Linked DNA regions of Homo sapiens: region 2 is linked to region 1. Evidence: chromatin loops called from intact Hi-C (ENCODE). Cell type or tissue: MCF 10A. All regions are shown on one strand. Each heading gives the region's core, and the rest is flanking DNA. Links, peaks and the distances in the headings are about the cores only. Region 1 overlaps COL11A1 (collagen type XI alpha 1 chain). Region 2 overlaps RNPC3-DT (RNPC3 divergent transcript).

Region 1 (10,930 bases), core at 2,120-10,119:
TTTTAGATGCTAAGGTTGTTAAACAGGAGAATGTGTTCCTGCACTTGCTTATGAAGTATAAATATTTTTTTCCTAAAAATGCAACATAGTCTTAACTATTTATCTTGGATAAGGTATACACCTGTCCCAATTTGGGTATACATTTCTAGGTTTAAATTTCTTTAATTATACAATTGCTGTAATTTCTCAACTTAACATTAATGTGTAAACATTTATCCAAAACATGATGTTTTCTTAACTATCTGAACACCAGAATTTGAACAGTAAGGAATACAGAATTAACCATAATTGAACAGCGATCACCGAGACAAAAATGATCAGAGATTCACATAACTGTTTAAAGAAAAGGGTGCATATTCAGTATTGCAATCTATATTATTCCCATTAAACCAAATCTTTTGTCTTCACATGAAAGTATGGCTACATTTAAAATAGGCTGTTGGTTTTTTTTCTCTTAAAAAGGACCAATAAAAAATGTAATTCAAGGAAGGTGCATCTTCAGTAAAACACCAGTATTTTTATGCCTTCATGTAAAGAGGGGAACGAAAAAAGAACACAAGTCTCAGAAGTTTTAGATGACCACATTGAACAGAATTGTATTTTTGAAAGATGTGAGGTCCTAAAATATTTAGTTACATTCCATGATGTTTATATTTTAGTTAAGAGTCTAATTCCATTTCTGTTTATGGATATTAAGTATAATAGGAATAATTTTTCTAGTTAAATTTTCTCACAGAAAATAGTTATAAAGTTGTTTTAAACAGGAAAAATGAAAGTATTTTTGGAGGAAGCTTTCTAATTACTGAGAAAGTATATATAATGTTTTAACTAAAACTGATAAGCAGTTAAAAAGAAGCCTTCAGCACAAGTAAGTAGTCATGTTTACACACTCTATAAAATAACATCGTATTTCCCTTGCCTCAGGGTTAACCTCTGAAATAAAATAATCAATAAATCCAATGATTCTTCATTTTTGCTTCTGTTATACATATTCCTAAAAACAAGATGCAGTTTTGTTGTTTCTCTAGGGGTGTGTGTGTGTGTGTGTGTGTGTATGTGTTTGGATGTGCATGTGTGTGTCCGTGTGCGCATGTGTGTGTGTATGTGTGTGAGTTACAGTGTTGAGAACTATTTAGAGACAGAGAAAAGACTAAACCAATTAAATAATTAAAATACGTATTCACCTGCTTTTGCTCCTTTGTTATAATTTGGTATTAGCAGGGGCTAAATTCCAGTCCAGAAACTAAATGTGTTCTGCCCATTCAATATGCTTTGCCAGGGAAGAAAAACATTATTTTCTATTACCATGAATTACTCTTTGTAGTTATTTTATACTATAACTCAGGATACTGCACCAATTTTTGAGACTTCTTCTGCCACCTATCTTGAAATAAATACTTGTCTTTTCCACTATTTTGTATATCCTCAAAGATAATTAATATTTTATTTCTGATATTCATTATTATGAAGGCAAAAATCTTAAGAAACACCTAATATGTTACAAATATTAAAATTTTAGAATGTATATTTCTAAATCTAATTTATACTCAAAACCATGAAGTCATTTTATAATTTAAAATTCTAGAAAAAGATAATGGCCCACCTATTTACAAAGAACTTTGTATTTTTATTAGTAGATGGTGTCATAGTCAGGCTTTAGTGTTAAATTCAGTGTGAACTTTCTGATTTACTTTCATTTATTTTATTCTTCTCTTTTATTCTTACAGGCAATTGAAAAGTTGCTTTAGTTAGGTAATAGTTTGTTGGTTTCATTTGATGTACGAAAGCTGCATATATTTAAATGCAATCTGAAATAAAAAATACATCATTTTGAATCATAATAAATTTAGAAGATTTTACACAACTTAGGAAGGTTAAAATGTAAACAAAAAATAAATCTTGCTTGGGAAATAAAGCAAAGGAACATACCTGTGGTCCAACCACTCCCCCTGGCCCAGGAGGGCCGGTCTTGCCTTGAAATCCCTAAGGAGGCAAAGTATTATTTGTAAAAGCTACATACAACACAAAGCATAAATCAAAATTCTATGAGATAGCTGAATAAGTCACATTAAAAGAAAGTCACCTATTGACTAAAAATATTTATTTTCAAATGCTTAAATATGTTTAATATGTTAAACTTATTTCAGTTTTCATTAAAATTCAAAACTTGCCATTTCAATATTTCACATGGTAGGGCAATAATTACCTTTAATAAATGAAGCTAGAGTAAAAATGTGTTCTTAGCCCCATTCCACTAGGTCAAACAACATACAGAATTTTAACCCAGTAATGTTTATGGATGAAGTAAATGATGATTTAGACATTCTTTGAAACAGTTTACTGATTGTTTATACAAAGGTAAATTCACAGCCTGTGATATTAATACATTTCTCTCTATTGTATTCCAAAAATCTCATAAAACAAGATATAAAAATAGATCTACTAAAATAATGCTTTGCATAGTTAGTAATTATTTTAGCGTTTATCAATATTCTTTCTTGTAAGAAACTCAAGAGATATAGTCATAAATGCATTTTGAAAATAATTCAGTCATTAAAATATCATCTGGTTGATTTGAGCAGAATATACTCACTAAATAAAACTTCTGGGCATATATTCTGGTATTTATTTTTCTCTAGGCTGTGGGTTATTCATTCCACATAATTGTGTGAATATAGGTAAATTTCTTACCCATGAGAGTTAAGTTACTTTTAACAGCTGGAGAAGTAGATAGAAAATATTGGGAGAAGTTTCGAAAGAACTGAATATTTTATTCCCTACAACATCTGGTCAGACTGAAAATAATAAGATTAGAAAAAAAATGGGTAGGAACTAGCAGTCTCACGTTAGTATCACAATGTTCCCAATAACTATGAATGAATTATTTACAATAATAAAATTGTATAAGTAGGTAAAGAGTCTGTAATTATTGCAATTGATGCTACAGGGAAAGAAAATAGAGTTCTATTTTAAAAATCTATTAATTCAGACTTTCAGGGTTCTATTTGAGCTATCATTATGAATAGCAAAAGCAATCATTTCTGGGGGGAAATGTCATAAAATTTATTTAGCATTTTATAAGCATATTAGTCGCTTAATTTTTTCATCAACCAGTTGGTTTGGAAATCTGTTGTCAGATTTACATACACACATACCTAAACACATATATACATGTGTGCATATGTGTATGTGTGTCCCTGGATTATCTCAACAACCTCCATCACCACAATTGCCATCTCTATGCTGATGAACTCCTCCATTCCCAACTATTTATAAACCTCTAATCAGTATGAGCCCTAAAACTCTCTCAGTAAGTGCCTACTAGAAATTTCCAGTTGTATATCATGCTCTCTCTTCAACATTCCTAACATGGAACTTGCTGAATGTATCTTCTCCTTTGATTTTCCTTCTATGTTCTTCCCCTTTTTAATGGCGTGTCTTCAGATTCCAGACTTTTCTTCAGTGCCCATGCTTAATCAGTTATTTTATCTGAATGTGTCACGTGAGAAGGTCCCTCAAATACAGCTTCTTCTCTCTTATCCTAGTAGACCTGTCTTATTCAAACTATAATCATCTCTTTCCTTCACCATTGTTGAGTTTTCAAATAAGGTTTACTAACTTGTTTACATTAGGCAGAATCATCACCCACAAAACCAAACATAATAAATTCTTTTTTTTTTTTTTTTTTTTTTTTTTTTTTTGAGACGGAGTCTCGCTCTGTCGCCCAGGCTGGAGTGCAGTGGCGCGATCTCGGCTCACTGCAAGCTCCGCCTCCCAGGTTCACGCCATTCTCCTGCTTCAGCCTCCAGAGTAGCTGGGACTACAGGCACCCGCCACCAAGCCCGGCTAATTTTTTGTAGTTTTAGTAGAGACGGGGTTTCACCGTGTTAGAAAGGATGGTCTCGATCTCCTGACTTCGTGATCCGCCCGCCTCGGCCTCCCAAAGTGCTGGGATTACAGGCGTGAGCCACCACGCCCAGCCAATAAATTCATTTTTAAACATATAGATGACAAAGTTCTAGCCAATAGGGGCCCAGTATGCAAATTCAGTTACTTCCTTTGCTTTGATAATGTATCCTAAATTCTAGCCATGCTGATCTTCCTACCTTTTTCTGAATAGCCACACACCATATATTTGTATGACCTGTTTCCTCTGTCTGGGTTATTCTTCCTCCAATTTTTAATCATTAAATTCAACAGGAAGATATAAAGGCAATTCCAAACTTTTTAAAAAAGTCTTATAAAGCATTTTGTCTTACTAACTGTGAGAGCAAGAATCACACACAAAATATTGCAATAATAATTAAATGTAATAGATTAAAAATCAATACTTAATTGCAGAAAGTCTCGACAAAATTACAACATAGACTTGCACTCATACATCCTAAGGGGAGAGAGGAAGTCTTGGCTGCTAGCCCATTTGTGTGAGTGATGGATTTGGGAAAGCTGGAAGACAGCATTGCCCATATGTCTGCTCATTCAATCCATTCAGAGTGTTTGCAAGTATCTAATACATTTGATCTTGGGGATCTTACAAACAAACTACACAGGAAAACTTTTACAGTTCACAACAAGTTGTGCTTGTTCAATATTGTCATGTAATAAGACTACACTTGCCACTTAATTTCAGAGTAGCTAGTCAAATTATGTTTTTCAAAGTTGCTGAAAATGGAAATTAATTGGACATATTCATGGGTAGTTTGAAAAATATGCTGTTACAATCCAACAGAAATGTGATTCCTATTCTGATAATCTTTAAAAGACTAAGCCAATTTTAGGACCAATACAGCATTTGGCACTATGTTTCTGAGACAAATTTGGGTCATTTCAATATAATAGAAACCATTTCTGAAGCTGTTTAAGGCCACCAGGAAAAATTGGGAATAGTTTCTATTATACTGAAACAACCCAAATGAATGTAAGATGTCAGAACAAACATTTAATTAATGGATTTCTGGCTGGAGACAAATCTCAAATATAATTCAAAAATTTATCCATTTAAATAAGATAATAAATATATGGCAAAGAATGCCCACTCTAGATTGTGACTCCTGTACAAGGTGATCCTTTGAATCTGGGTCAGCAGAGAACAAAGTGAGAAAGAAAGCTTTGAGGCTATAGGACGATTCACTATTCCCTTAAAGTGGATGTGAAATCGGGAATATAATTTTTTCAGAAATAATCCTGGCTTTTATCTGTGAAAAGCTACAAAACAGAAACATTCATTCTAGAAACATTATGCTGTTTTTCTTCTATGTTTAAATCTCAATGTTATATGTGATATAATTATTTTTGTTAGAAGTGGAAGCTCCAGATTAAATCATAGACATAAAGGACTTTATAACAGTAATTCTCTGGGTATCCTTTCCCCACAAGACATTTTGGAATATTCTATAGTTATTCCCAGAAAGTTATACAATGACTTCATTAAAAATGATTTGGCTGAAAGATTTGAATGATAATGCATTTGCAAATTGAGTGTTGACTCTCCTTTAGAAAGTTTATTTCTGCTCCTCATACAGATATCTTTCCCAAGAGGATATCCAAACAGTTTTTTCTTTTGTCTCACTAAATCATATTTCAATTTTGCTTTTGAAATCCAAGACTCCAAAGTTTCTCATCTGGCTAAAACTAAGAAATGGTGAAACTAAGAATTGCCACATGGTAAGCAAGGCAAAATTGGGTGGCTGCTGACAAATTGTTTCCTCCATAGCAGAAAAATCATATTTTTTTCAGATTTCAGATTTATTATAGTACATTGCTATGCAACTCCAATATGTATTCAGGGTGCCCCCTACCCTAACATGATTTTCAACCACATAGTCAAAGGTAGTCTGCATTTGTGGTTTCCTTGAGAAGTCTGGATAAAAGTAATCATTGGTGAGAAGCAAGAATTGATTCCATGGAAATATGCCAATCCATGATGATTTCTGATTAGAATGACAATCCACTGGGATAGCCAGATGTCTGATTTTGAAAGGGGCAAAATAAATAAACTCACCAGGATTCTTAAACCATCACTGAGCTGCCAGTTTCCTCTCTGCCCAAATTGTTATACACATGGTAAGTTGTTCAGTCAATTTGTTTACTGTTATATTCTTTATAGGTTTTAAGTAAAATTTAGTGACCGTTTTTGATTTACTTTTTCCTATTTCACATGGAAAGATGCTTTTGACATAGTTCCCAACCAGTTATAGCCGATGGGTCCAATATCAGCAAGTATTTAATCCCTTAGTTCTAGATAAAAGAATGTGGTATTATGATCATGGCTATTCGTAATCTGTTGCCTTTAGAGTGGAGAGATGATGGGTTTGAGTGGAATGTATCTATAAACAGTCTTCAGTGAAAAGAGTGAGAGGGAAAATCTTGAGGAGATGTCCAAAAAATAATGGTGTCTTCTCCATCAGCTCATCCTTAAAATGCTGCTATTGACAATAAAAACAATCATATCAACTAACATCCTATTTCCTGAAGTATATTTCTTGTATCTATTTTTGTATTTATATATATATGTATATTTCAATAAAAGGCTTAATGGAATTAATTTTTCCATTTTTCTCAACCTAGTAATTGAAATGTTCATAATAAAGTAGCTTTCTATGTATGAACTGATGAGGTGCTAGAGATGGAAATTTTTAATAAGAGTAACAAGGTCACTTACAGTCTCCCCACGTTGCCCAGGGTGTCCTGGCAGCCCATCCTTCCCAGGTGGTCCCTGAAATTACAAATATTAAATACCACATGTCATAAATATTTAATTATTTTATAGTCTAAATGTGACATGTTAGAAAATTTTCTTTTCTTTTTATATTTCCATTAGCTATTTTACTTTGCTCTTCTGTTGATTTTATATATGATAATATGCACATATATCTCTTCAATATAATTCTGTAGCTATAGCTGAAACCAAAATAAAATAGTTGAACTCTTTTCTGAATATTTTACATTTAAATATATTTCATTTGCATCAATCATTTGTAAAATAATATTTGCAAAGGTTTGTATTTTCGTTTTTGTGAAAAATATTACTTCTTTAGCACTTCACAAATGAGTATTTCCCCCTTTTTGGTGATTTGTTCCTAATTCAATTCCCGGTGCATCAAAACTTGGATAACAGAGAGAAATAGTGCCCTCTAGTGGTAATCCGAGCTTCTAACTGACAAGAAGGCAAAAGAAGGCCGGGCAGGGTGGCTGACACCTGTAATCCCAGCACTTTGGGAGGTCGAGGCGGGAGGATCAAGAGGTCAGAGGATCAAGACCATTCTGACCAACATGCTGAAACCCCGTCTCTACTAAAAAACAAAAAAGTAGCCGGGCGTGGTGGCACACGCCTGTAGTCGCAGCTACTCGGGAGGCTGAGGCAGGGGAATCCCTTGAACCTGGGAGGCGGAGGTTGCAGTGAGCTGAGATGGCGCCACTGCACTCCGAGCGAGACCGTCTCAAAAAACAAAAAACAAAACAAAACAAACAAAAAAAAACCAAGAATGCAAAATAAATACAAACTCATAAAAAATGGCATTTTATCTCTCAAATTTTTTCAAGTAAAGGAAACAATACGTTATACTCAATTCTAGAAGTCATCAGGACAAATTTTTCCCAGTAGATTTTCTTAAATGTCCTCTTGGAAGCATAATGTTTGTGAAGTACCACAGAGCAAATCTGCTGCTATCACTTTGTATAAAGGATGCTGTCTTTGTCATGGCTTAAGAAATAAATGAAGCAATTAACTACAAACAAAGTGAACAACTCTGTGAGGGTCCTATATTTTAAATACTTAGTAGAAAGAAACTGCTTCTTTAGACTGCCTTATGGATTATTCATTCTACTCAGTAACCATTACGTATCAAGTTCAAATTTCAAAACATGGTCAACGGGTAGAGATAAAAATACTATCACCCTTCTAGATGAATGAAGAGAAATGATTCTTTTAATAATAATATTTTAAATTATAACAGGTACACCTCTCATTGTATGTTAATTATTTAAATAAAATTGTTTTTGAACATCTATTTTTAATATATGTTCTTATAGAGTGAGTATGAAAAACAGGCTTTGTTCCAAAATGTTATTTTCTCAAATAGCTTTCTTCCAACTGAGGGAGACTTTTTCCAGGTTGGCTAGTTACTTCAGGAGAAAGGTTCTTGGTGGTGCCAGAACCATCTTTGCTCCCTTAAGTCATGTGTATTGACATCCTGGGTGCCCTGTAAATTAACAACTCTAATTAAAATCCGTTATGCTACTTCACAACATCATGGCTTGCTCAGTGACTTCTTCAGGTTTTCCAGGGCTACTACTGCCATCCTCTTCTTCAAAAAACAAAACTGGAGTGTTTTTAACCAAGGACCCAAAACATTCTTGGATGTCATTTAACCATGGCTTCTTTAAAAAACATATATTACATACCCACGTATCATTTACTAGGTGTATACTAATGCTAAGACTTAGTTTTGCCCTCAGTTTGGAGGTGACATACAGAAATAAGTATTTAGTTGATTGGTAGTAGACTTCATTGAGGTCCAGTTTTACAAAATAGCAAATAAAACAATTTCTGTGCCTTATCACTGGTTTGATATATTTGGCAATAAACTTGCTTTCAATTCTGGGCAATAATAAAAGTTTTATAGAGAGGATGACAGCTGAAGGATATCAATTATGTCTGGCTTTTTTTTCCACCATACTAAAGTGCTTCTTAAATGATGTACTTTGCCACTAATACAAGACTTACTTTTTTTTAACAAAGCTGTAAATATAAGATTAAATATCTCATATTTGCTGACATAGATAACACATTCATTGCAAAATATTATAATACTTTAAAATAGCGATCTTAGGTCTAAGCGATCACATCCTGGGAAGAATGCAACATAATATTTAATGGCTTTCCTAGATAGACTGAGGGAGTAGTGTTAATATACTGCATTAAGAATTGGTGTCATTATCATTTTTCTTGATTTAAGTATGTACTTCTAATATCAAGCAATTAGCCCTAAATAAATATAAAGGCCACAAACTATTAACCAATGAAATAAGCAGACTAATTACCAAATAATTTCACGGTATCTATGTAAAAGTAATAATTTTTTCATCAAAATAGGCTTCCCAGGCTTCCCCTTTGATCTAGCTGGTACAGGACAGAGAGAACAAATTCATCTAAATGAGGGTATGCAGATTTGGCGAGAAAATCTGTGAAAACTTGTAGGTAATTGTTTAAGGATGTTTTCTCACTTCTCATTGGCACTGAGTTTTGACTTTTTCTATTCTAAATAGAATGTTTCTCATACTAGTCATGCTATAATTCTTAATCATTTCAAGTTAATGTGTTTTTTAAATGGATGGCTGCATATTCCCAAAATATGCCGATATGGGCATGATATTAACAGAATCTGAAGGGAATATTTAGATCCATATATATATATGTCTGTGTGAATATACATCATATATATATAAAATTTTTTCCTGCTATGATGAAGGAGATGAACCAATTAATTTACAGGAAGAGGTTTTTTCTATCTCTCTACCCCAACTTCTTCTTTCTATATCAAACAGATGAAGCCAATTCTGTCCCAAACTGCATAAAACTGCATACTAGAGAAATGGGGTATTTTTATTTCATGCTCTAATGTTTCACTTGTTAGAGAAACATAGTATAAAAATCACTTTGTTTATCAGTGAAAGAAATACTCCTTCTTGTCTCTCCTACTAGAATGCATGCTTCTCAAGTGTAGGCATTTATTATGCTTCTGATACCTCTTACAGACAAAATGCATGCACGATCAATGGCTCAAAACATGTTGAAAGACACATAACACAATGGGCTGAAAAAGTCTGATAAAAAAATGAGTCAAATGGGTTTCTTTGACAATGAAACAATATTACATGAGCCAAGCAGTTCTCAACAATACATACAAACATAAATGGTACAATACTGAGGTTATATACGTCACTAAACTTTATGTTCCTAAACAATAATCTAATATACAGCTTAAAATAATTATAAGAATGTTTATAAAAATATACATACAGTGACTTTTGAAACTGTTTTCATTTCTCTGTGAAACTTTGCAGAGTCTTCATGTTACATTTGGAGCAAAACTGACATAGTAGGTAAGCATTATATGCAGGTAGTACCAAGGTTACTTTATATTTAACACTAGCCATATGTATCGATCTTTCTATAACCTTGTAATACAGATAACAATACTTTCCTAATATCTTTGCAGTAATAATGCAAAACTCTTCAGTGGTAAATAATAATTTAAGCAGGGTCTAAAAATTATTGTAAAAAGTTAAGGATTGTCTTAATATTTGATGTTTAATTATTTCAAAATAAATAATTCACCAATATGACTTGTGTGCACATTAAAGTATGGGTAGTATTGTTCATCTGGACTAGCACAGAGGTTCACACACTTTAACATGCATCAGAACTGTCTAGAGGGTGTTTTAAAATATAGACTTGGCCCCTGCCCCTCTCCAGAATTGTGATTTGGTCAGTGGAACATTTCTAACAATATCCCAAGAGCTGTGGATGCTGCTGGGCCAGGGACTACATTTGAGAACCACTGTCCTAGACAGGTGGGTAAGCTGACTCCCACTCTCTTAAAGAAACTGAGGAGGTTGCAAAACAAACAAACAAAAACAAAAAAGACCCCAGTATGTTCTATGTCCCCACAAATATTTAAATATGAAAACAAAGTATTTCAATTAACTTTATGAAGATGCTTGATGAACATTCAAGTGTTGCTCTAAACACATTTCATAAAAGGGTTAAGATTTAATGAGAATTCTCATTACATTTTCTAAAAAGAAGGGATTATAGAGACAGATATAATATTAATATAAATAGATTTTAGCATGACTTAAGTAATATCACAATGTTGGAGGGATTTAGGAAGTGATATTTGAAGAAGGTTATTTTGATGATGGAAGA
Region 2 (16,666 bases), core at 5,245-13,244, 550 kb after region 1:
GGACAAAAGTAGTACTTGATTCTTGAATATTTATTTTTCTGATAGGTAATTTTAACATGAAAGAAAAAATGCGACAAATGAATACACTTAAAGCACACTTGGACAAGGTAAGTTAAGATGCAAATTGTTTTTTTGTTTCATTATCTTTTGTACTAACTCTGTGGTTATTTAGAATTTTCTAATTGGAAAAGACCTAATGAGATGATTTTCAGGCTCTCTTTGATTTTTACTTAGCAGAAGTGAAGACTTTCAATAATTTGTTGTCTTATTCTTCTTTTATTAAAATGTTCTTGATTCTAATGACTGTGGTTCTAATTAGCTCTAGTTGAAGACTTTCAATAATTTGTTGTCTTATTCTTTTATTAAAATGTTCTTGATCCTTATGACTGTAGTGCTAATTAGCTCTAGTTCTGTTTCTTTTCTAATAAATAGTATTTTCTATAAAAAAGTAGTTGGACAAGTCAATGAAGATTTTCAACATTGTTGTTGTTAGGCATTCTATAAAAGCATCTGACAGCAATATTCTTAAATTGAAACATTTGATGTGAAAATCTGACATGATTACTTCATAATAATGAATATGTAAAACCAAACATGACTGAATATACTTAGTGTCAAATTTAACTATGAAATTTAGTTTTCAATAAAAATTTAAAAGTTATAACAACACAGTAACAACCAAGCATTATTACATTAAGGCAAAGTTGATTTATTCATTACAACAATAGTAGCTAATATATACTGAACTCTAATGGGGCACTTCACATATATTATTTCATTAACATTCTCACAGAACTTCATTAGCTCACTTTTATATTACTTACATTTTGCAGATGAGGTTTAGAGGAATAAAGTAAACTCTTAGGATCACAAACTAATAATAAGAGTTTTTTCTTACCCATTTATACTATCTGTAGCTTCATGTATTAACCATACACAATTATCTGTTTTTCTTTAATTATCAAATATTTTAAACAATCCTGATTTTTATACTAAATTATAAACCTAAATTCTTATACTAGATTATAATTGTTTTACTCATTTATTCAGTAAATATTAATTGAGCAGGTACAATGTGCAAGACCTTTTTTAAGGATGAGGACAAAGACATATATAAGGAAGACATGTTCCAATGCCTTCATGAATCTTCCAGCCTCATATGTTTAACAAACACTGACTGACTGAATGGCTTACTAATGAAAATGGGCCTGCCCATCATTCTCCTTCAAATTTCTATTTCTAGTGTTTGCTTGAAATCCACAAAAAAGCGGTTTTTAGAACTGTTCATAAACTAAAGATATGAATTTAAATAAAGAACTAATGAAGTCACCTCTAAATAAATCAATCAGTAAGGATTCTTTTGATTGCAAGTGATAGGAAACTCAACAAAGTTGGATGACAGAAAAAAAAAAAAAAGACACTGGCTATCATATGGGTAGAGTTATTCCCAGGACAGAAAGTGAACTTGACCAGAATAAATTTCCAGGCTCTACTCCCTTCAGAGACCCTGATCTTAGGCCATCTTCTCTCCTTTAGCAAAATGTCCTGCTACTTTCAAGATACTGGTCATTTCAAGTCCAGTGTTGAAGAGAGGATCTGTTTTGGCATTTTCACCACAGAAGCCCTGAAGTGTACTTTGATTGGATCAGCAGTCCTGCTCACTACCAGATCATGATTACTTCAAGCCAATATGAGTTTAGCCTTGAAATAGGGTGAGGTAACCCAGTTCAAACTTTGTGTTTGAGAAATGGTAAGATAGGGAGAAGTTCTACATACATAGGATAAGCTTTATTGCATTACTTTTTTTTTTTTTACATTTATTTGCACTGCTCAGAGACTTTTGCCAATTATTTCTTTTTCTTGCTAGGTTGTATTTTATACAGGATAAGCTGCTAGTTTGTTTAATTTTAGGTAACTGTGGTGTTACTGAATAACTGTACTGACCAAAATCTTTTATTTAGCAAATATTGACTAGATGCTAGCCTTCTATTGGTTAAGTATGCCATAACCATTACCAAGAATAGTGTAAGATACTGTTTTTGTTCTTAAGGAATAGCTATTCTCTGACTTAATTAAATACAATAAATAATCTAGCTAAGATTATTTAAAACTTGCTATCCAAAAGTAGTTAAAACTTTTTAAATCTTGACAGAAGCAGAAGAAAGCTTTAAGTTTGTGGGGTGTTTTTTCATTATTTTCTGAATGTAGAAATAATTTAATGAGCCTTCGGTTAAAAAAAGTAAAGCAAAGATCCTAATTTGGGATTAAAAAATGTAAAAAGATGAAGAGTTACCTATTTTGTATAATGTTGTGAATAATTTCTTTACTGTGAGAGAAGTTGCATTAATGTTGCTTGCTTCTTTTATAAGAATAGATCTTAGCTAAACTTAGATTAAGACAATGTCTCCGAAAAGTATTCATTTTGCAGAGATAGGATATCTGTCTCCTTTGTCTGCCTATCCTTATTGAAAGAGTTACACACAGGAATAAATCAAAACAAGATACTAGATAAAGGTGAGAAGGTAAAATTTGAGCTTAAGCAAATGGAGAGATTCTTTAGGAGCAGGACTGAGGTTGTTGGAACCCAACCTGGATTATTCAGCTCTAATTCCCTCACAGGGTATTCTTCTACATTGGGAAATTTACCAGTGTAGAACGATACTGTGTCCTAGTGGGTACACCCTGTTGGATATTCCCTGATGGTGCTTTCTAGAACAAGACCTATTCATATTAATAGGAGTCAAGGTGTTTCCAAAGGGTGTTGGAACTCCAACTGTCAGTCATCTTGGAAGGGAGGAGATTCATGATGGAAAGTAAGGATTTGGAATTGAGACTTGAACATCTAGGAAAATAAACTTTCTCAAAGGCATTCCTTTTTAAATAAGAAGTGAATTCTATAAGCAGAAACTAAAGAGAGAAGGGGCCAATAGGGTACCCATATAACACCAAAGAGGACTTAACTATAAACTCTGGGAGTATTCATCTCTAGTTTCAAGCTTTCTTCTTAAAAATATATTGAAACTTTCTTCTATTATTCCCCGTCTTTAATACATTATTGTTAAAGGCTGAGGTAACGGAGAGAGAAAATTAAGGAATGAACCTACATCCATATTTGAAACACGATTGCCACACCCATCAAAAAGTGGCAGAGGAGGGGAATGTAAAGCAAGAAAAGTAGGGAACTAAGATGGTAATCAGCAACCCATACAAATTTGTAGGACATACAAGCATTTGGGGGTAACTTGGTGACATTTGAAGTGAAGACCATTTTGCAGACTAAGCCTTCTGAAATCATACAGAAGAGAAATTTAGATTACTTCTGAAGAAGTATAAACCCATAGGTAGATACAACAATATAATGTCACAGGAGGTACAGATACGTAGATGCACAGTGTTAGGCAGTGTCAGAATCCTACAAAACATGATTTGCAGAACAATGTATAATCACACAAAAAAGTTAACTAAACATTGCTAACCATTACAAACCAATATGAATGGTAATACTGAGTTCAATTTTTATAAATACATATTAATAATACAGGAAGAGAAAGGAGTAGAAGGAATTATACTAAGTTGTTAGAAGATTATCAATAGTTGTTAGGGTTACATTTTTTTCTTTTGTGAATCAGTATAGTTTCAACAATAACTACATATTATCTTTTGATAACAGTAATGTATAATTTCAACTAAGTTATAATCATTATTTAAAAAGTGAGACAGTGACAAAATCTCAGAGATTTGTAGGATAGTATATAGTTGAAAAATGTACTTGGATAATGCCTTCTCATTATATTAGATTATGTCATTAATATCTTCTCAAGTTGGATATAAAATAAATTTATGAGTCAGATTTGAAAGGGAAGTTGGAAATGGGGTAGGAAAAATAAAGAGGAAGTAGAAGTCAATGCAAGTCTCATACAAGTCTTCCGTAATACAGGAAATCACTGTCAATGAATGTTTACTTTTACATTGAATCAATTAACCTGAGAGAGACTATCAGTATGTTTGAATCCCTACATTGCTAATGGTAGCATCTCAGCTATGTTTGGGTTGACTTGGAAAAAAATCAATGCCAGAATAAATTAATATTCATTTTAAGACATTCTTAAAAAGTAGAATAAAGTAACAGATAATCACTTAAAAATTTTTACTTTAAGTTCTGGGATACATGTCCAGAATGTGCAGGTTTGTTAACTAGGTATATACGTGCCATGGTGGTTTGCTGTACCTATCAACCTGTCATCTAGGTTTTAAACCCCACATGCATTAGGTATTTGTCCTAATGCTCTTCCTCCCTTGCCTCCCACCCCTCGACAGGCCCCAGTGTGTCATGTTCCCCTCCCTGTGTCCATGTGTTCTCATTGTTCAACTCCCACTTATGAGTGAGAACATGCAGTGTTTGGTTTTCTATACCTGTTAGTTTGCTGAGAATGATGGTTTTCAGCTTGAATCATGTTCCCACAAAGGACATGAACTCATTATTTTTTATGGCTACATAGTATCCCATGGTGTATATGTGCCACATTTTCTTTATCCAGTCTATCATTGATGGGCATTTGGGTTGGTTCCAAGTCTTTGCTATTGTAAATAGTGCTGCAATAAGCATACATGTACATGTGTCCTTATAGTAGAATGATTTACAATCCTTGGGTTATATACCCAGCAATGGGATTGCTAGGTCAAATGGTATTTCTGGTTCTATATCCTTGAGGAATTGCCACACTGTCTTAATGATTGAACTAGTTTACACTCACAACAACAGTGTAAACGTGTTCCTATTTCTCCACATCGTCGCCAGCATCTGTTGTTTCCTGACTTTTTAATGATCACCATTCTAACTGGTGTGAGATGGTATCTCATTGTAGTTTTGATTTGCATTTCTCTAATGACCAGTGATGATGAGTTTCTTTTCATAGTTTCTTGGCCACATAAATGTCTTCTTTTGAGAAGTGTCTGTTCATATCATTCACCCACTTTTTGATGGTTTTTTTTTTTTTTCTTGTAAATTTAAGTTCCTTGTAGATTCTAGATATTAGACTTTTGTTAGGTGGATAGATCGTGAAATTTTCTTCCCATTCTGTAGGTTGCCTGTTCACTCTGATTATAGTTTCTTTTGTTGTGCAGAAGCTCGTTAGTGTAATTAGATCCTATTTGTCAATTTTAGCTTTTGTTGCCATTGCTTTTGGTGTTTTAGTCATGAAGTCTTTGCCCATGCCTATGTCCTGAATGGTATAGCCTAGGTTTTCCTCTAGGGCTTTTATGTTTTCAGGTTTTACCTTTAAGTCTTTAATCCAACTTGAGTTAATTTTTGTATAAGATGTAAAGAAGGGGTCCAGTTTCTGTTTTCTGCATATGGCTAGCCAGTTTTCCCAGCACCATTTATTAAACAGGGAATCCTTTCTCCATTGCTTGTTTTTGTCAGGTTTGCTGAAGATCAGATGGTTGTAGATGTGTGGTGTTATTTCTGAGGCCTCTGTTCTGTTCCATTGGTGTATATATCTATTTTGGTACCAGTACCATGCTGTTTTGGTAACTGTGGCCTTGTAACATAGTTTGAAGTCAGGTAGCATGATGCCTACAGCTTTGTAGCACAGGGATCAATGCAATAAGAATAGCTAACTATTCTAAAAATATATGCACCCAATACAAGAGTACCCAGATTCATAAAATAAGTTCTTAGAGACCTACAAAGAGACTTAGACTCCCGCACAATAATAGTTGGAGAGTTTAACATTACACTGTCAATATTAGGCAGATCAAGACAGAATATTGACAAGGATATTCAGGGCTGAACTCAGCTCTGGACCAATGGGCCTAATAGGCATCTACAGAGTTCTCCATTCCAGATCAACAGAATATACATTCTTCTCAGCACAACATAGCACTTATTCTAAAATTGACCTATAATTGAAAGTAAAACACTCCTCAGCAAATGCAAAATAATAGGAATCATAACAGTCTCTCAGACCACAGTGCAATCAAATTAGAACTCAGGATTAAGAAATTCACTCAAAATCGCACAACTACATGGAAAGTGAACAACCTGCTCCTGAATGACTACTGGGTAAATAACAAAATGAAGGCAAAAATAAAGAAGTTCTTTGAAACCAATGAGAACAAAGAGACAACATACCAGAATCTCTGGGACACAGCTAAAGCAGCGTTAAGAGGGAAATTTATAGCACTAAATGCCCACATCAGAAAATGGGAAGGATCTAAAATCAATGCCCTAACATCACAATTAAAGGAACTAGAGAAGCAAGAGCATACACATACAAAAGCTAGAAGAAAACAAGTAATAACTAAGATCAGAGCAGAACTGAAGGAGATAGAGACACAAAAACCCTTCAAAAAAATCATTGAATCCAGGAGTTGGTTTCTTGAAAAGATTAACAAAATAGACCGCTAGCAAGACTAATAAAGAAGAAAAGACAGAAGGATAAAATAGACACAATAAAAAATGATAAAGGAGATACCACCACTGATCCCACAGAAATACAAACTACAATCAGAGAATACCGTAAACACCTCTATGCAAATAAAACTAGAAAGTCTAGAAGAAATGGATAAATTCCTGGACAAATACACCCTCCCAAGACTAAACCAGGAAGAAGTCAAATCCCTGAATAGACCAATAACAGCTTCTGAAATTGATGCAGTAACGAATAGCCTACCAACCAAAAAATCCCAGGACCAGACAGATTCACAGTCAAATTCTACCAGAGGTACAAAGAGGAGCTGGTACCATTCCTTCTGAAACTATTCCAAACAATAGTAAAAGAGGGACCCCTCCCTAACCCATTTTATGAGGCCAGCATCATCCTGATATCAAAACCTGACAGAGACACAACAAAAAAAGAAAATTTCAGGACAATATTCATGATGAACATGGATGCGAAAATCCTCAATAAAATACTGGCAGACCGAATCCAGCAGCACATCAAAAACTTATCCACCACAATCAAGTTGGCTTCATCCCTGGGATTGAAGCCTGGTTCAACATATGCAAATCAATAAACGTAATCCATCACATAAACAGAACCAATGACAAAAAACACATGATTATCTCAATAGATGCAGAAAAGGCCTTTGATAAAAGTCAACACTGTATCATGCTAAAAACTCTCAATAAACCAGGTATTGATGGAACATATCTCAAAATAGTAAGAGCTATTTATGACAAACCCATAGCCAATATCATACTGAATGAACAAAAGCCAGAATCATTCGCTTTGAAAACCGGCACAAGGCTAGGATGCCCTCTCTCACCACTCCTATTCAACATCGTATTGGAAGTTCTGTCCAGGGCAATCAGGAAACAGAAAGAAATAAAGAGTATTCAAATAGGAAGAGAGGAAGTCAAATTGTCTCTGTTTGCAGACGACAAAATTATATATTTAGAAAACCTCATCGTTGGCTGGGCGCCGTAGCTCACGCCTGTAATCCCAGCACTTTCGGAGGCTTAGGTAGGTAGATCACGAGGTCAGGAGATCGAGACCATCCTGGCTAATATGGTGAAACCCCGTCTCTACTAAAAACACAAAAAATTAGCCAGGCATGGTGGCACGTGCCTGTAGTCCCAGCTACTCAGAAGACTGAGGCAGGAAAATCGCTTGAACCTGGGAGGTGGAGGTTGCAGTGAGCCGAGATCATGCCACTGCACTCCAGCCTGGGCAACAGAGCAAGATTCTGTCAAAAAAAAAAAAAAAAAAAAAAAAAAAAACTCAGCCTAAAACCTCCTTAAGCTGATAAGCAACTTCAGCAAAGTCTCAGGATACAAAATCAATGTGAAAAAATCACAAGCATTCCTATACAACAATAATAGACAAGCAGAGGGCCAAATCATGAGTGAACACCCATTCCTAATTACTACAAAGAGAATACAATACCTGGGAATACAACTTACAAGGGACATGAAGGACCTGTTCAAGGAGAAATACAAACCACTGCTCAAGGAAATAAGAGAGGACACAAACAAATGGAAAATAATTCCATGTTCCTGGATAGGAAGAGTCAATATAGTGAAAATGGCCATACTGCCCAAAGTAATTTATAGATTCAATGCTATTCCCATCAAGCTACCATTGACTTTCTTCACAGAATTAGAAAAAAAACCACTTAAATTTCATATGGAACCAAAAAAAGGGCCCGCACAGCCAAGATAGTCATTTTTCATAATAAGAAGACATACTAAAGTATGAATGTTTGTATTCTGCCCAAAATTCTTATGTTGAAATCTTACCTCCCAAGGTGATAGATAATATTGGGAGATGTGGCCTTTGGTGTGGTGATTAAGTCATGAGTGGATTAATGGTCTTATGAAAGAGGCCCTAGAGAGCTGCCTTGACCCTCCTACCATGTGATGACATAGTGAGAAGGCATCATCTTTGAATCAGGAAATGGTGGAACTCAGCAGACACTGAGTCTGCTTGTGCCTCAATCTTGGACTTCTAAGGCTCCAGAACTGTGAGAAATAAATTTCTGTTGTTTATTAGCTACTAGTTCATGGTATTTTGTTATACCAGTCCAAATGGACTAAGACAAGAGGAAAAGAGGGAAAAAGTATTTTAGCAGTTGTAAGAAAAGTAACCACATTTCTTTCTTTTAACCTATAATATGACGCATCAAGGCACAGAAAAAAAGGATATCAAAAAATAGTTAATTTTTAGGTCTATTTTATTCAGTAGCTAACTTCCTAAAAGAAAATAATGATTCTTTCTAAATATTGCTGTACTAAAAACAATCAGCACCATATTAAAGGTACTATTATTTATATTTGTTTACATGCCCACAATTTTAATGTATTTTGGTAAATTTAACTTGCCAAAGCATATATATACATTTAACCAATTCTAAGAAATTTATATTTATGAAGATAATTGTAATAATTCAATAAGATGATCATTTACAGATTGATTATCTAATTTGTAGGTTCCTTAACACTCTTTTTTGTTCCTTTACACCAGGAGCCTTTTGATAATTTTGCTAAACATAGGTGAAGCTGGACAGGTACAATAGCATTGAGCCTAACAGTTTCTTTTTCCAAGATGGTACATTGAGAGTTTAAAATAATCAAAAGGGACATATACTTCACATTGATATAGGGTGGCTAGTAATCAGAAAAAAAGACAAAGTTCTTGCTCAAAAAGGGTAGCTTATGTCTTAGACAAAATCAAAACATATTTGGAACCAGCAGGTAAAAGGTATGATTTTGAAAGACTTGGGAAACATCTGTTGATAAAGAATACATTAAGAGACCTTTTTAAACATTGCTTTTTAAATAGAAACGTGTGAATATACTAACAAAGGGTCAATGGCATGACAGTAATGCTAAAATGCATCACTATACAAAAGAGCTCCCCAGGAAGGTAGAGTACCTAATGAAATGAAAAAAAGAATAAAATATGGAAAATTATTATTGATAAGTAAATGTTTATCATCCTACCAGTCTACAAAAACACATACATGACATTTTCCCCTATTTAGGGCTACTCTTCAGTTTCTGGTCTTAAAACATTTTGCCTTGGCTGGGACAAACTTGCCATCTAGTGACAATGACTGGTAATTACAGAATATGAAAATAGGCCCAGTGCACTCAAACATACATGCATGCATGATCTCAAAACTGAAACCAGCTTTTTATAAAAAAGTTCAAAGAATATTTATAGAGTACACATTACAAACTGTGGCTTGAAGATAAAGTGATGGATAAAAATTAATATGGCTCCCAAAAGTTGAACGAAGAAGACAGATATTATTCAAATAATCACCAATTAAATGTTAAAATAACAAATATAACAACTTCTACAGCACTCTGTGCCACATTAATTAATGTAATACTCATAAGCCTATGAGATATACATATCATTATCTCTATTATATATTTGAACATTGAAAAAGACAGATTAAGTAACTTCTCCTAGGTCACATAACAGAGCAGGTATATAAATCTCAGATATTTTGCCTCTCAAGTCTATGATTTAGCCACTTCTGAATATAAAACTAAAAGTGTAATAGTGTGGCAAACACAAGCAAGGTAAATACATGATTGGAAAACTTTCATTCATTCATTTATTCATCTGTTTATTCACTCATTCAACAACTACTTATTGCATACCTATAACGTGCCAGGTACTACTTTTGGCAGGTGAACAAAGTAGCAAACATGACAAAAACTCTTACCTCATAGAGCTTCTAACAAACAAATGCACGTGCACACACACACACACATTAGTATATATTTTGGGGCTGTTATTTTACAAGAAATTAATAAGGCAAGGTTAAGTTATTAGTGTTGGTTAGGTGAGGAGAAATGCTATTTCCAGAGATGGCATGAAAGTCCTCTCTGAGGAAAGCACATCTGAATAAAAACTGAGTAAACATGAGGGATATGAGCATCTGGAAGAGGAATGTTAGAGAGATAAAGGACATTTGAAAAGATTCGGTTTTTTATTTTATACCCCCACTCCCACTGCTGCAAGAATGACTAATGGGGGGTGCTCATGAAGCAGAGAAGTAGGACATAAGATGATAGAAGTACCAAGAAGGGCTTTATATGACAAGAGAAAGACTGTAGGTCTTATTCCAACTGTGATGGGAAGCCAATAAAAGGTTGCAAACAGGAAAGTAATCTGATGTAATTTATGTTTTTAAAAATCACATGAGTTAGTGTGAGGAAAATACACTGTAGAGTGCCTAGAATAGAAGCGAGGAAACTAATCAAGAGGCTATTGGAACATTCCAGGTAAGAGAAAATGATGAAGACATATGATGAAATCTAAAAGTCAACCAAATCACATTTTCCAATAATTATAATAAAAGGGAAATTGTATGTGTCATAACAAGCCAAAGAGTTTTCTGAAAATCAAATGAAAGGTCACATTTAGATGAGAATCAAGAAAATCATTAGGGGTGTGGCCTATGCAGCATATTTGAGTATAGAAAGACAAAAATATGTGGGTGTCTTTAAGAAAGTATAGTTTAGCTTCCATGTAGCATAAGGTGAATGTAAGGGTGAAACATAAAGAGTCAACTAAATGGAGGGACTTAAAGGATTCCGGAGATAAAAATTAGGCTCTGCTTTATTTTATTTCTTTTCTCTACTTTCTTAAGCAGCTTTCAGCCCTATAACAACTCAGTTACATACTGGTTTTCATCTACTGTGATATATGTCTTTTTAATACCTTTGAGAGTGTTGGGCACAGAAAATGTTATTCAGGCATGACTAATAAATTGCTCAAAGACCACCAGACTATGACACATCTATGGTCTGACAAAGGTAAGTTTATCATTTTGCAGCAGTAAAAAAAGACTACACAATTGATGGGGCATTTTGCCAAAACAGATGAAGGAAGAGCCAGCATTCTGATTCATTTAAGAGTAAGGTGGGGTTTAAATAAAATTTAAATGAACAGTTCTTTGATAGGCTGAAAGAATAGCCTGGCTGTATTAGCATAAAGCCTGGACTAAGAAGTGGGTATAGGGTTCTGTTTCCTTGAAATCTACAAAGTTAAGATGACTGTGGAATCTTGTATCTGAAAAACATTATCTGAAGCTTTGCACCTGGGTGGAAAATTGAGGCTGCTTCTCTGTGTCAAAGTACCCACATAGCTTAGCTCTTCAGGCAATAGTGGGGTGTTCCTGTCTCACTAACATAATTTCAAAAAGCAAAATTTCTGACAGTTTGTAATTTTTACAGAACAAAGTTTTTCAATGCTGTCACTGGAGTTAATTGACAAAAGAAATCATTTCATACTTTTACACCACTATAGCTTTTAGTATATTTTATTAAAGTTTAATTTTAATACCTTGGTTTTGATATGAGTCAGGAGCATCCCTCTCTTGTGACTGAATAAGGGGGAGATCAGAGGTACTTAGAGAGTTAAGTGAGGGAAAAATTGTCATTTTGTTCAGGCCACTTGTAAGTTAGTCCTAAGAAGTTTGAGATTTCCTGGAAAATAATTGACATCTAGACCAGCAAATCACTGTAGGTGGTAGCTGGACTCTATGTGTATAGGGCCATACCCAAGAGGTTTATCTGTTGGGGTGAATGACTCAGAGGGGTTAGAGGCAGGAACTGAAGAAGAATCGTAAGAGGTCAACCAGCAAGTATATTACTGATATCATGAGACTATATGGCATAAATGCTGCAGGGCCCTCAAAAGGACAACTAAGGTGACCCATATATTTGGTTGCCTGCCTTGATAGGACATCAACAGCAAAGAGAGAACTACTTTTCCCAGTGGATTCTAAAGCAGAAAGAAAAAGAGATGAAGAAAATGAAAGAAAAGACTACGTCACCTTCCCCACCATAGGTTCCCTGAGCTTAGAGAAGGGTGTATATTTAGAAGTGAGATTAGTATTAAAAACTGAACTGAAAGTGAATCTTAATTATAAATAATAGATTGTTTTTAAAATCAAAATAAATAGGAATGCTAAGGGTGACTGCAGAGAAGGGAGATCCAATAAAGCATGTTGAAATTGTAAAATAGTTTGTTTTGTTTTCTGATTTTCTTTTGGTAGCCCCATTAGGTCCAGCTAATTCAACCTTTCAGCATCTGTATGTAGATGCTTTTATTTCTATAAGATAGATTTGAAAAGCAGAATTACTGGATCAAAAAGTATGGTAACATTTATCCAAATAAATATGAAGATTTACTTTTCTAAATGCCTGTGACAAACATTTGCCCTCATGCACACACCTACATTAAATTTTATAGCTATGTATAATGTTTTCCAGTTTGAGAACTGAGAATTGGTATATTCTTGTGGGGTCTAATTGGCATTCCCATTACCAATAGTAAGGTTAAACACCTTTCCATATGTTAATGGGCCATTCAGGTTTCCTTTTTGTAAAATCACCTGTTTATATTCTTTAAACACATTTTTCTATTAATTTGTCTTTCTTTTTCCAATTTTTTGGTACCAGCTGTATTTTCTGACGTTTTTACGTAAGAGAAGATAATCTAGCATTGTCACATTACAGAAAAACAACTACTTATGACAGTACCATTTATCAGGTGAAACATTTTCTCTAGGCATCTTCTGAAATGTTTAGTACATTTTAATTTTTTGATTGACTAATGTATTAGTCTGTTTTCATGCTGCTGATAAAGACATACCTGATACTGGGAAGAAAAAGAGGTTTAATGGACTTACAGTTCCACATAGCTGGGGAGGCTCCACAATCATAGTGGAAAGCAAGGAGCAGGTCACATCTTACATGAATAGCAGTAGCCAAAGCGAGAGTGCTAGTGCAGGGAAACTTTTTTAAAAACCATCAGATCTCATGAGACTTATTCACTATCACAAGAACAGCATGGGAAAGACTCGCCTCCATGATTCCTTTACCTCCCACCGGGTTCCTCTCACAAAATGTGGGAATTGTGGGAGTTACAATTCAAGATGAGATTTGGGTGAGGACACAGACAAACCATATCAACTAATACTTAAATGTATAGGTTTATATTAAGAAAAATAGCCTTCCAGGTTGCATACATTAAAAAAAATGTGCCATCCAAATGGATTCCAAATTGTAAATGGAGTTAAGAAAGTATTTTAGAACAGGAATATTTTTCGGGTGCTATTTCCCTATCTTCTCTAGATTCCATCCCAGAACAGAAGACATAAGCAAGCTATACCCCATAAGAAAAGGCTAATTACCCCTGCAATAGCCAAAAGTTCACATAAATCCTGCCTCTGTTCATTTGTTATTTAAAGGCAGAGACTAAGTCTACAAATAACTATGTGTGAGATCCACACATAATCTAATCTATCAATAAATAACAAAAATAATATTGACATTTTAACTTTCTGATCATTTTGCATAGAAATCTTTAGACAGGTTTCCTAAAGTCATCATGCAAACCACTGAATATGTAATCCCTGGTTGTCAGCAGTGTTTTTTATTTTCTTGATAATAACATTAATTTATTCACTGATAAATGTTTTAAAACATATGTCAAATATTCACTAATATATATTTTAACATTCAATGATCATTAATCTATTTGTAAGGTACTATGTTAATGCTTGGAAGATATACAGACGAATATAGAAATTCCTGTCTTCAAGGAGCTTATTAGTAATAATGAAATTATGTACATAATTATTTATAATAAAATATATTTATGATAATTTTATAACAGAGGTGAAAAGTTCTACAATAACAAATGGGATGAAGACATGAATTCTACCTTGGGAAAAAAGAAAAGACTTTGATGATGTTTGTTTTAAGTTACTAAGTAATTGGATGGCTTATTACACAGTGACAACCAAAACACTGAAAAATCTAGTGTTCAGGTTTTTTGTTGTTGTTGTTGTTATTGTTGTTTTTGTTTCCTTTGCCAGTATGGGAAGAGAATAGAGGAGGCAGAGATGGTGTTGACTGACAATGAAGAATTTAATGAGAAAGTCATATGTAAGCATCTGAAGAAAGTCAGGGAGCTAAGCATGCAGATATCTGTAGGAACAGCATCCCTGAAAGAGAGAATGGTAAAGGCAAAGGTCTTAGTTATGGGTCTGAAGTGTTCAAGCACAGCCAGAAGGTCAGTGTATTTATAGCAGAGGGAAAGAAGAGGGGAAGAATAGATGAAGTCATAAAAATAATATACTGGAGGAGTTAGATCATGTAAATTCTCACAGATCAAAATAACTTCAGCATTTACTCTAAGTGAGGGGGAAAGCTACTGCAGAGTTTTGAAGATTTAACAGAATCACTCTAGCTGCTGTGATAAAAATATATTGAAGAAGCAATATATTTTTAATCATGTTAAAATGGACTTTTCATGGTAAAAACTAGTCCTAAGCTATCAATACCTTTAAGAGAAAAAAGTTATTTACTACTTATGCAAAGTTTGGTGGGAGGGAAGTTATTCTGTAGGGGAGCTGTCATTGATGTGGTGAGTTGGTACTCTAGGCTATGTTTAGCTTGAGGTTCTATCACCTCAATATGTGGCCTACATGATCACTGTTTTCATACCCAATCTTCCATGCAATACTCTGGAATTGACACATGTTGCTTTCATTAACACCCCATCTACCAAAATGAATCACATAGTCCCAACTAACAACAAGAGAGTTGGGAAATGGAAAGGAATATATGAAATAATTGTTGAGTCTTACTGTGTCGTCCAGACAGAAAGGGCAAAAGTAGGAGACTAGCCATGAGGCTATGACAATATTCCAGATAGATCATGGCTGCTTGGACAAGGATGGTAGAAACAGTGGGAACAGTGAAAAATAGTCAAATTTTGAATATAATTTGAAGGTAAGATAAAGGGAATTTGCTGAATGTCAAGGCATGAGATATAAAAGATATAAAGGAGTCACAGGTAACTGAGATGGGAAAAACTGAAAGAAAAGTTTTGAATACTATCAAGAGCTCAGTTTTAGGCCTGTTAGTTTTGAGATGCTTATTACACAACATTGAGAAAATGTCAAGTAAGCAGTTCAATATATGGATTGGGAGTTTAGAGAAGAGGTTCAGGCTGAAGATATGATTTGGTAGTCATCAATGTGTGGTTCTTAAAGCCATAAAACTGAATGAGATGACTTGTCCAGTACAAGTAGGGCAAAATGAGAAAAGATTGAGCATGGGAAACTCCAGCCTTTGGAGGTCAAGGAGATGAAGAGCAATCAGCAAAAGAAACAAAGAGAGTGATCAGAATGATAGGAGAAAAACTTGGCAAGTTTGGTGTTCAGCAAGCCAAATGAAGGGAGTTTGGTTTATTGGTTGTTTGTAGGGTGTTTTTTGTTTGACTGTTTTTAGAGCAGAGTAAACAACTGTGTTTGGTGAGCAATGCTTATAGATCAAGTAGGATAAGATCTAAGAAATTACCACTGGATTTAGCAATGTGTAGAGGTCACTGATGACCTCGAGAAGGGCAATTTCAGAAAAACAATTGGGATACAAATCTGATTGGAATATTCTAAACAGAATATGGGAGAAGAAAATTGGAGACAACAAATATAAACCACCATTTCCAAGAGTTCTGCTATTAACAGAAAGAAATGGAATGGTAGCCAAAGAGGAAAGTGGAAAGAAGAGAGTTTTTAAAAATTATTTTATTTGCTTTTGGCTTTTTTAAACAAAAGGGTAAATAATTGCATTTGTATACACTGATGAGAAAGGCTCAGTAAAGTACATGAGAAGGCAGGAGATTTACTTCCCGAGAGAGGTTAGCTTAACCAAGACTCACAGATACAGTTAGGATTAATAGGTATGGGAATCCTCTATAACTTGGTTCACTTTTTTTCCCCAAATGAGATTAAGAAGCAAGGTCACCATCTAAGAATGAAAGTGGGAAGGATTCAAGGTGACAGGAAATAGGAGAAAGCATGGAGTCAAAGATTTACTAGAGTAAGGCAATGAGAGAAAGTGAGATCGAACAGTAGGAGAAGTGGTGTGTTTTGGAAACCAAGGGAAGATAGCGTCTCAACGAAGAAGTGGTCAAGTATGCCAAGCATTGCTGAGAAGCTAAAATGAGAACTGAAAAGGCCTATTAGATTTAGTAACTGGGAGGTAACTAGTGACCCTAAGAAGAACTACCTTGTGGACTGATGGGATCAGAAGTCAGGAGCACACTTTGGAGTGAATGGGAGATGAAGAAATAAGAATAATTATGTCTCTCTCTTTAGAAGCTTGGCTATGAAGGGTGAGGGGAAT

What was found. Hi-C counts contacts between places; a loop is a spot of excess contacts. Peaks named below come from ENCODE experiments on the same cell type or tissue, not always from the same donor. Only the 100,000 strongest peaks of a DNase experiment are listed, where the experiment ranks them.
Region 2: it touches region 1 in a loop (7-fold over the local background); 3 of 110 quality-filtered maps call a loop at or near these places.

What each region holds. Positions count from the first base shown.
Region 1 is chr1:102,963,558-102,974,487 of GRCh38, forward strand. COL11A1 (collagen type XI alpha 1 chain) reads right to left here. Exons shown (of 67, transcript NM_001854.4): 37 at 6,662-6,715; 38 at 1,930-1,983. Among named protein-coding and RNA genes, the nearest start is that of COL11A1, 140 kb to the right of the region's middle. In MCF 10A, for the core only: a CTCF peak has its summit at 7,113 (motif pointing left); a DNase peak (open chromatin) is centred at 7,134.
Region 2 is chr1:103,505,576-103,522,241 of GRCh38, forward strand. The region is part of intron 1 of RNPC3-DT (RNPC3 divergent transcript); the gene reads right to left. Among named protein-coding and RNA genes, the nearest start is that of RNPC3-DT, 12 kb to the right of the region's middle. In MCF 10A, for the core only: a CTCF peak has its summit at 9,543; a DNase peak (open chromatin) is centred at 9,526.